Regions from separate parts of the Homo sapiens genome. Here region 1 is linked to region 2. The links are chromatin loops, found by intact Hi-C in ENCODE. Cell type or tissue: right lobe of liver. All regions are shown on one strand. Links, peaks and the distances in the headings refer to the core of each region. The heading gives the core; the rest is flanking DNA. Region 1 has its middle 8.7 kb from the start of TMEM186. Region 2 has its middle 13 kb from the start of ABAT.

Evidence for each region. Hi-C counts contacts between places; a loop is a spot of excess contacts. Peaks named below come from ENCODE experiments on the same cell type or tissue, not always from the same donor. Only the 100,000 strongest peaks of a DNase experiment are listed, where the experiment ranks them.
Region 1: it touches region 2 in a loop (2.8-fold over the local background); 95 of 110 quality-filtered maps call a loop at or near these places.

Annotation. Positions count from the first base shown.
Region 1 is chr16:8,786,297-8,791,672 of GRCh38, reverse strand. No RefSeq gene overlaps it. Among named protein-coding and RNA genes, the nearest start is that of TMEM186, 8.7 kb to the left of the region's middle. In right lobe of liver, for the core only: no CTCF peak of the experiment used is centred there; a DNase peak (open chromatin) is centred at 2,856; H3K27ac peaks cover 1,137 bases.
Region 2 is chr16:8,658,751-8,664,126 of GRCh38, reverse strand. It overlaps a transcript of METTL22 not described here. Among named protein-coding and RNA genes, the nearest start is that of ABAT, 13 kb to the left of the region's middle. In right lobe of liver, for the core only: a CTCF peak has its summit at 2,999 (motif pointing left); a DNase peak (open chromatin) is centred at 2,976.

The DNA of each region.
Region 1 (5,376 bases), core at 222-5,221, 130 kb before region 2:
CTGCACTGCAGCCTGGGTGACAGAGCGGGATCCTGTCTCAAAAAACAAAAAAAACATTAAGTGTGCCCAACCCTTGTTGAATCTGGTAGAACCTGGGCATCTGTTTGTTTATGCTTCCCAGGTTATTCCACAGTACTACAAGTTTTGAGAATCACCCAAAGCCATACAATAGATGGCAAAGCAGCTTCTCAGAAAATGGGAGTTGTCTTTAGATTTGGGTGGTAGATATATTGGCAGTTGCCCCCTTTAACAACAATTATAACATGATTGTCTTAGTTCACTTGGGCTGCTGTAACAAAAATACCGTAGGCTGGATGGCTCAAGCAACATTAATTTTTACAGTTCTGGAGGCTGGGAAATCCAAGATTAATGCGTCAGCGGGTTCATTGTCTAGGAGGGCCTGTTTCCTGGTTGGTAGACAGGCTTATTCCTGCTGTGGTCTCCCATGGCAAAAGAGGTGAGGGAGCTCTCTGAAATTTTTTATAGGGCACTAATCCCATTCATGAGGGATCCACCCTCATGACCTAATCCACTTCCAAAGTTCCCATCTCCAGATATCATCACATTGGAAATTAGGTTTCAACATATGAATTTGGGGGTGACATAAACATTCAGAATATAGCAATAATCTAACAGAAATACTGAAGTGTACATATAAGGATGTTGACTGAAATATTTCCAATAGCAAAAAAACTAGTCCGGGCATGATGGCTCATGCCAGTAATCCCAGCACTTTGGGAAGCTGAGGTGGAAGGATCGCTTGAGACCAGGAGTTCGAAACCAGCCCGGTCAACATAGTGAAACCCCATCTCTACAAAAGAAAAAATAAAACATTAGCTGGATATGGTGGCACATGCCTGTAGTCCTAGCTACTTGGGAGGCTGAGGCAGGAGAATTGTTTGAGCCCGGAAGTTCAAGGCTGCAGTGAGCCATCACTGTGCCACTGCACTCTAGCCTGGGTGACAGAGTGAGACCCTGTCTCAATAAATAAATAAGAAAAGTAAAAACTGGGAATAATCTAAGTTTCCATTAGTAGGCCACATGGTTAAGTAAATGTTGGTAGATTAATATTGTAGTATACATGCAACCTTTAAAAAGAGTGAGATTGTACTGTATCTGTGGAAAAGACCACGAGGTAGGTAGTGAAAAAAAAAAAGCAAGTCACAGAACAGTGTAGTTCTGTGTGATCTTATTTGTGTTTTTAAAAAGTACATGTTGGCCAGGTGCAGTGGCTGTAATCCCAGCACTTTGGGATGCTGAGGCAGGTGGATGACTTGAGGTCAGGAGTTCGAGACCAGCCTGGTCAACATGGTGAAACCCCATCTCTACTCAAAATACAAAAATTAGCTGGGGGTGGTGTCAGACGCCTGTAATCTCAGCTACTCAGGAGGCTGAGGCAGGAGAATTGCTTGAACCCAGGAGGCAGAGATTGCAGTGAGCGGAGATCGCAACATCTCACTCCAGCCTGGGCTACAGTGTGAGACTCCATCTCAAATACATACATACATACATACATTGCAAATTGTGAAGAGTGGCTACCCCCGGGAGAGGATTGAGGGTGAGAGGGGTATAATGAGCACATCATTCATCCTAGCAAATGAAGAAAAACGCTGTAATAAACAGTCTGTTCTTCCATTCCCTTCTCCTCCCACCAGCTTTCTAGGCAAAGGAAAGTTTCTCAACCATGAATTCCAATTCTGGACTCAGAAGCTGAGTAGATGGAAGGAAACATGCAGTCTTTGAAAACTCAGTTAAAGCAGCTGTGATTTAACCATGTTTGTCCCTTGTCAAGTGGCTTTCCTTCTTGTCTGGATTTTGCCCCCGTCTCCCTGCCATGCTGTGGCCATGTAAATAATTTAGATGCCTAGGGTGGTCTGGAGCATGTCCGTTTTATTTTTTTGTTTTTCGAGACAGAGTCTTGCTCTGTCGCCCAGGCTGAAGTGCACAGGTGTGATCTCGGCTCACTGCAACCTCTGCCTCCCGGGGATCAAGCCATTCTCCTGCCTTAGCCTCCCAAGGAGCTGGGGTTACAGGCACCCACCACCACGCCGGCTAATTTTTGTATTTTTAGTAGAGACGGGGTTTCACCATGTTGTCCAGGCTGGTCTTGAACTCCTGACCTCATGATCCACCTGCCTCAGCCTCCCAAAGTTCTGGGATTACAGGCGTGAGCCACTGGGTCTGGCCTGTTTTTCTGTTTGTTTGTTTGTTTGTTTGTTTGTTTGTTTTAAGATGGATCCTCGCTCTGTCACCCAGTCTACAGTGCAGTGGTGCAATCTCAGCTCACTGCAACCTCTGCCTCCTGGGTTCAAGTGATTCTCTGCCTCAGCCTCCTGAGTAGCTGGGGTTACAGGCGCACGCCACCACGCTCAGCCAATTTTTGTATTTTTAGTAGGGACAGGGTTTCACCACGTTGGCCAGGATGGTTTCAAACTCCTGGCCTCAAGTGATCGGCCCACCTTGGCCTCCCAAAGGGTGGGGATTACAGGCGTGAGCTGCTGTGCCCAGCCACATGTCAGTTTTCATATGGCCACCATCCACACATGAGGTCTGCATCAACTGGGGACCTGGTGACGATGCTCCCAGTGTGCACGTGGGAAGCACAGCCCAGTGGTAGCTGTTGTCCTCCTTCCTATGCTGGTTACCAAAAATGAGACTTACCTTGTCATAGGGCCAGATGTCTATGGCATCCGCCACCCAATCATTGCATAACCATGTTTAATGCGCTCCCCAAAGCAGATCTGGTGGGCTGAGCAGCTTGCAGGGGACAGCCTGGATGAATTGCCTGGAGAACTAGAGTTGGGAGCTTGCTTTATGTTGCTGCTTTATGACTGCAAGACTCGTGAGTTCCTAAATAGAAAGCAACAGGGTCCCTTTGAACTCCGGGCAGAGTCCAACTTTTAATGGCCTTGTTTTGATCCTGCGCCATTCAATTGTAAAATCTTGCCTGATTAGAGTCCCATCAGGCAAGGCCAGTACCGTCTAGGTATGGCCATGTTCATACCAACTCTAAGGACACAAACATTCATTTTACTGATTAACAGTTGAAATACACTCTCAGATTCAGCTGGGCTTGCACCTATGGTGTGAAGTAGATTTAATATTTACCAGTGGGAAGTTAACTCTCACAGAAATATAATATTGCCTTTTAGAACTATATATGAGACACACTCAGCTATTCATGGAGAAGAAGCAGTAAAGGACACCAGCATGTATTAAATGCCTACTGTGTGCTGGGCAATTATTATAGGATTTCATTTAATCTGCCAGCAACACTTTGAGTTGGAGAACCCCAGAGAGGTGGTAGAGTGTTCGGGTGAAGCATATGGCTTCTGAAGCCAAACTTCTTGCCTGCTTGAATTCCAGCCCTGCCAATTCCCAGCTGTATAACCTCTTTCTCTGCCTCGGTTTCTTCCTCTGTGAAGTGAAGATAATAACACCACCTACCCAGGATTGTGGGGAGGATTACATGACTTACTACATGAAAAGCACTTAAAATAGTGCTCAGTCCAGGCAAGCACTCAATAAATGTTAGCTAGCAATACTATAATCATCCTTTTTTGGCAGAATAAGGTTCAGAGAACTGAAGTGACTTGCCCACGATCACCCGTCTAGAAAACAGTAGAGCTGGGTCATTCCACTGCCTCCCCAGGGGAAGGACAGAATATAGAAAACAGGCCGGCACAGTGGTTCATGCCTGTAATCCCAGCACTTTGGGAGGCCGAGGCAGGCGGATCACCTGAGCTCAGGAGTCCGAGACCGGCCTGTCCAACATGGCGAAATCCCGTCTCTACTAGAAATGACAAAAAATTAGCTGGGGTTGGTGGTGCATGCCTGTAATCCCAGTCACTGGGGAGACTGAGGCAGGACAATCACTTGAACTTGGGAGGTGGAGGTTGCTGCGAGCCAAGATTGCACCACTGCACGCCAGCCTGGGCGACAGAGTGAGACTCTTGTCTCAAAAAAAAAAAAAAAAAGAAAAGAAAACTGTGACTCTTTAACAATTTTTTTTTGGTTTTGTTTTGTTTTTTGAGACGGAGTCTCGCTCTGTCACCCAGGCTGGAGTGCAGTGGCACGATCTTGGCTCACTGCAACCTCCGCCTCCTGAGTTCAAGCGATTCTCGTGCCTCAGCCTCCCAAGTAGCTGAGACTACAGGCATGTGCCACCACACCTGGCTAATTTATATGTTTTTAGTAGAGACGGGGTTTCACCATGTTGGTCAGGCTGGTCTCAAACTCCTGGCTCAAGTGATCTGCCCGCCTCGGCCTCCCCAAGTGCTGGGATTATGGGAGTGAGCCACTATGCCCGGCCAGTGCTTTATAATTTTTACAACAGACGGGTGAGGTAGGTACAGTAAATCCTCATTTAATGTCATCAGTAAGTTTTGGGAAACTGATTATAAGTTAAACGACATACAATGAAACCAATATTTTTTCCTCATCATAATAGTAAGATGTTGAAAGAAACAATGTTATAACAAGACAACTTTGAATGAAATGATGTTTTCGAGGACCTGCCATCCATTTCCAAGAACCTATCTGTGACATTAAGTGAAGACTTACTATTTGTATACTTTTTTTTGTTTCGAGACAAGGTCTCACTCTGTCGCCCAGGCTGGAGTGCAGTGGTGCAATCATAGTTCACTGCAGCCTCAATCTCTTGGGCTCAGGCAATCCTCCCACCCCAGCCTCCCAAGTAGCTGGAATTATAGGCACATGCCACCATGCCAATAAAAATTTTAAAATTTTATTCTTAGTAGAGACAGGGTCTTGCTGTGTTGCCCAAGCTGGTCTCAAACTCCTGAGCTCAGGCGAATTCACCCGCTTTGGCCTCCTGAAGTGCTGGGATTACAGGCATGAGCTACCACACCCAGTCTTGTATGCCTGTTTTTAAGATGAGGAAATTGAAGCTTGGAGAGGTTAAGGGAATCTGCTCCCAATCACACAACTTGAAAGTTAGGATTTGATACACACTGATGTGGAAGGATGCTGTAATATTAGCATGTGGACAGATGTGAGTGTATGTGCACTTGTGTGCAGTCAACTCAGGACTAGCTGAGGGTAGGAACTGTCAATCGCTCAAGGAACTTTCTCTCGGCCAGCCTGGCCATCAGCCTTGGAAGGTCAACTTGACCTGGTCGGCGTTGAGTGTGAGCTCCGACATGCACATTCCTAAGGTAGGTGAGTTGAAGGCACCGGAACTTCAAGGTCAGTAACCCTTTGATGGCCAGGCACGGTGGCTCCCGCCTGTAATCCCAGCACTTTGGGAGGCCAAGGTGGGAGGATCACCTGAGGTTAGGAGTTCGAGACCAGCCTGGCCAACATGGCGAAACCGCATCTCTACTAAAAATACAAAAAAATTAGCTGGGTGATCTG
Region 2 (5,376 bases), core at 124-5,123:
AACAGAGCGAGACTCCATCTAAAAAAAAAAAAAAAATTAAAAAACTTAGAATGCACAAGTGTAAGGAAAGAGGAAAGATCATTGCCTAGCCCAGTGGTTATTAACTGGGGCCATCTAGCCACAGCTGGAGACAGTTTTGGTTGTCATGACTGTGGTCGGGGGTGGGAGACAGGGAGGTGCTCCTGGCATCCGGTGGGTAGAGGCCGAGGGGACTGCTGAATGCTCTACAATGCATAGGACAGTCTCCTATGACATGGGATTACTGAGCCCAACACGTTGGCAGTGCTGAGACTGAGAAACCTCACTCTAGTGTAACTCCTCTAGTCTGACAAATGAAACCCAGAAAGGTCTAAGATGATCCAAGATGTGATCAGCAGACTGACCTTGGGCAAGCTTTAATTTCTCCAAGCCTCAGTTGCTTCATCTGTAAAATGGATGTAAGAATAATAGTACTTACCCCACAGGGCTGTGAAGAGGTTTAAAAGGGATACAGAGTCAGGGCTGGGAAAACACAGGCAGAAAAATAGGAGGAGTGGGAGGACCTCCCCCAGCCTCCAGGTGGGGCCCCCACCTGGGTGGGGCCCCCTCTTGATTTTAGCTCTGAACTCTTCCCCAGGTGACCCTCCCACTGGAACATCCAGGTATGTGTTGTCATAGAAACCTTTCAGGGACGGTGCACTCGAGAGCTTGACTGATTTTTTTTCTCCCCAAAATAACCCACCCTGTCAGTCAAGTAACACTTAGGCGAAGTGGTTAGGCAAGTGAGACTGTTTTACCATCATTAACTGTTGAGCAGGACGCCTACTTGGGGAATTTCCATTCTCCCAAGACACACAGTTAATAGAAATGCAACAGAGATTAATAATAATAGGGAGATGATGATGATGATGGCTTGGCTACCTTTTTTTTTTTTTTTTTTTGAGACGGAGTTTTGCTCTTGTCACCCAGGCTGGAGTGCAGTGGTGCAATCTTGGCTCACTGTAACCTCTGCCTCCCGGGTTCAAGTGATTCTCCTACCTCAGCCTCCCAAGTAGCTGATTATAGGCGCCTGCCATCATGCCCGGCTAATTTTTGTATTTTTAGTAGAGACGGGGTTTCACCATGTTGGCCAGGCTGGTCTCGAACTCCTGACCTCAGGTGATCCACCCGCTTCAGCCTCCCAAAGTGCTGGGGTTACAGGTGTGAGCCACCACGCCTGGTGATGGCTACCATTGCTTGAGCTTTTCTTCCTTGCCCTGTTATATGTTAGGTGCTTGACAGACATTACCAAGTCCAACTTTGAGAAGTAAGTACTAGTAGTGTGCGCATTTTACAGACCAGGATTCTGAGGCTCAGAGAGGTGAGTGTTCGGGCTGGTTTGAGTTCAGATGCCAGGTGCCATGTTCTAACCATCAAGCTTTATTGCCTCTGAGGAACCTCCAGTGGAAAGGGGTGCTGGGGGAAGGCTCTGTTCCTTTTGTCCCTGTCTCCAGGACCCAAACCATCAGCTTCATGCTCTTTCTTGGTGAGCTCTGAAGCTGGAAACTCCACCACCAGTCCATGCATCCCACTGTGAAGGTTGTCACCTTCCTGGTCTAGAAGAAACGCTCCAAAGAAACACCCCCAAGAAACGCTCCCACATGGCTCTAACAGCAGTTGTTTCCTGAAGCCTGAGGCAGGCAGAATAAGACTGTCATCATGTCCCAGCCCTGGCATGTCAAACCCTTCAATCCATCCAAAGACAATGGCACAGCATAAGCTCCAATCCACAAGGCTCCTGGATTCCTTCAGACAAACAATATTCACCCTGGGCAGGGGTCATGGAAAGAGCTCTGGGTTTCCAATGGAAAGACAGAACCGGTGTTAGATCCCACCTCTTGTTACTTCTTTGCTATTTTTATTTTTAGAGACAGAGTCTCGCTCTATTGCCCAGGCGGGAGTGCAGTGGTGCAGTCACAGTTCACTGTAACCTCAAACTCCTGGGCTCAAACAATTCTCTTGCCTTGGCCTCCTGAGTAGCTGGGACTACGGACACGTGCCACTGCACCCAGCTGATTGTTTTTCTTTTGGTAGAGACAGTCTTGGTATGTTGTCCAGGCTGGTCTTGAACTCCTGGACTCAAGTGATCTTCCCACCTCTGTCTCTCAAAGTATTGGGATTATAGGCGTGAGCCACCATGCCAAGCCCATTCTTGCTACTTCTGAGTCCTGTGACCTCAGACAGCCTCTGTAAAGATTCGAGCCTTAGCTTACGTGTCCCTAAAATGGGTACAGGAGGCTGGGCACAGTGGCTCATGCCTGTAATTCCAGCATTTTGAGAGGCCAAAGTGGGAGGATTGCTTGAGGCCGGGAGTTCGAAATCATCCTGGTCAATATAGTGAGACCCTGTCTCTACAAAAATATAATAATAATAGTGATAAAATAAAATAGAATAAAATAATATGAGTACAAAGTTGTTGGGCAGATAAATGAGATCAATTTTAAGTTCTTTTTTTTTTTTTTTTGAGACGGAGTCTCGCTGTGTCGCCCAGGCTGGAGTGCAGTGGCTCAATCTCGGCTCACTGCAAGCTCAGCCTCCTGGGTTCACGCCATTCTCCTCCTCAGCCTCCGCAGTAGCTGGGACTACAGGCGCCCGCCACCACGCCCGGCTAATATTTTGTGTTTTTAGTAGAGACGGGGTTTCACCATTTTAGCCAGGATGGTCTCGATCTCCTGACCTCGTGATCTGCCCGCCTTGGCCTCCCAAAGTGCTGGGATTACAGGTGTGAGCCACCGCGCCCGGCCAACGGTAAGTTCTTAATAAAGGCGGGTTTTATCTGAATTCGGGTTTGGGGCTAGCTGGGTACTGGCGGCTCTCAGAACTCACGTGCTGCTGTACAATGTATAGCAGGTTAGTTAGGGTCCCCCGAGAGTCACTGTAGACCCACACGTTGGCATGGCTGCCAGGACTGATGATTACCTTGGATTCCTTTCTGGCACGTCTGGCCCTGGATTCATGAGGCTGGGGCACCACCTTGTGGTGAGAATCCTGCCAGGGGCCAGCAGGGACGCAAGGTGCCTGACGGCCCTGCTTCCCTCAAGCCGCGGAACCTGGGGGAGGAGAACATGACATCCAGACCCTTTGGGAGACTTGAAGCCAAGACCAAACTCATCACCTGTCTTCCCCACTGGTCGGGCCAGAGTCCGGATCCCTGGTAGCTCTGGGTTTCCGTTCACTCATCCGCTCACCCACTCAGCACAGCTCCTCCTCCTCCTCCTCCTCCTCCTCCTCTTCCTCCTCCTCCTCCTCTTCCTCCTCCCCCTCCTCCCCCTCCTCCCCCTCCTCCTCCTCCTCCTCCTCCTCCTCCTCCTCCTCCTCCTCCTCCTCCAAGACTTGCCCACTTGCCGGCCCAATCTCCCCACCTGAAGCAGCGACCGCCCTCATTCACACTCTTCCAGCCCCCGATGGCTCTATTGTTCTTTCTAGTACTTACCAACACTGCCAAGGCTATAATTCTCAAACCATTAAAACATAATTATCTTAAAGTCAGTAGTGAGTATGTATTAAAAGTCTTATTTACTTTACTAATGAGGGCCTAGGCACAATGACAAAGCTGGCTCCAATGAGAATTCGAAAAACAGGGATTCTTCTAGGAAGTAGGAAAAATGAGGAGATAAAATTGCCATATTATGCTGGGCGCAGTGGGTCACACCTGTAATCCCAGCACTTTGGGAGGCCGAAGCAGGCGGATCACTTGAGGTCAGGAGTTCGAGACCAGCCTGGCCAACATGGTGAAACCCCCATCTCTACTAAAAAAAAATACAAAAATTAGCCAGGTGTGGTGGTGTGCGCTTGTAGTTCCAGCTTGGGAGGCTGAGGCACGAGAATTGCTTGAATCCAGAGGGCGGAGGCTGCAGTGAGCTGAGATCACACCACTGCACTCCAGCCTGGGCAACAGAGTGAGACTCCATCTCAAAACAAACAAACAAAAAAACAAAAACAAAAACAAAAACAGGCCATGTTACACATAAAGTCAGTTAATGTCCTACAGGGCAAAAATCACTGTACCCTTTGGGGTGATTTTCCTACTAGACAGAAGAGAAAAGCATCACATGATTTCAGTTCAACAGAAATGAAAAATGTGGCCAGATGTGGTGGCTCACACTTATAATCCTAGCATTTTGTGAGGCTGAGGTGGGAGGATGGCTTGTGCTCAGGAGTTTGAGACCAGCCTGGGCAACATAGTGAGACCCCGTCTCTACAAGAAATACAAAAAATTAGCTGGGTATGGTGACTTGTGCCTGTAATCCCAGCTACTTGGTGGGGCTGAGGTGGGAGGATCGCTTGAGCCCAGGAGGTCGAGGCTGCAGTGAGCCAAGACTGCGCCACTGCACTCCAGCCTGGGTAACAAGGTAAGACGCTGTCTGGAAAAAAAAAAAGCGAAGTCCTTGCGCCCTAATCAATTTAATCAATTGTATACACAAGTGCTGCACTGTCCTGATGGCTCTAGCATGCAGTCACCTTTTTGCCTCACTTGTAGCTTTTGGACTGTGGTTCTTTACACTACCTGACATTATATTTTGCATTTATTTGTTTATTGCAGGTTGCCTCCTCTAGAATGTAGGCTTCGTGAGGTCAGACAGGTGTAATGCCTGGCTCCCTGCTGCCTCCCAATACCTCATAAATATCCAGCATGTGGACACTCCTTGGTAGATATTTGCAGAATGGCTGGGAGGGTCAGGCTGGGCAATTCATATGATGCCAGCTCTGTCATTCCAGGACTCATGATCTGGTGAAGGATGGATGATTATCATACCAAGTTTTTTTTGTTCGTTTTTTTTTTTTTTCCTCATTCTGTTGCCCAGGCTAGAGTACAGAGGCGCAATCTTGGCTCACTGCAACCTCTGCCTCCCAGGTTCAAGCAATTCTCCCTTCTTAGCCTCACAAGTAGCTGGGACTACAGGGGCACACCACTGTGCCCAACTAATTTTTGTATTTTTAGTACAGATGGGGTTTCACCATGTTGGCCAGGCTGGTCTCGAACTCCTGACCTCAAGTTATCTGCCCACCTTGGCCTCCCAAAGTGCTGGGATTACAGGTGTGAGCCAGCGTGCCTGGCTGATTATCACACCAAGTTTTAAATGGGCTGTGGACACTGGGGAAGGCTTTGTGGAAGAAGGGGCAGGGGAGAGGGGCTGGGTGGGTGGTTTGAGAGGGTGAGGAGGGGTTGCATTAAGGCACATGGCCAAGAGAGTGGTGCATTCTCGGAGTGGGGAGGATTCAATATGGTGGATGAGATGGGGCTGGGAAGGGAGGCAGGGGCCAGGCCTTGGAGGGCCTTGTGGGCCCTGCAAAGGGATTTGGGCTTTGTGCAATGACCTCCCAGAGTGGGTGTCTACAGTAGAGCCTTGACGTGCA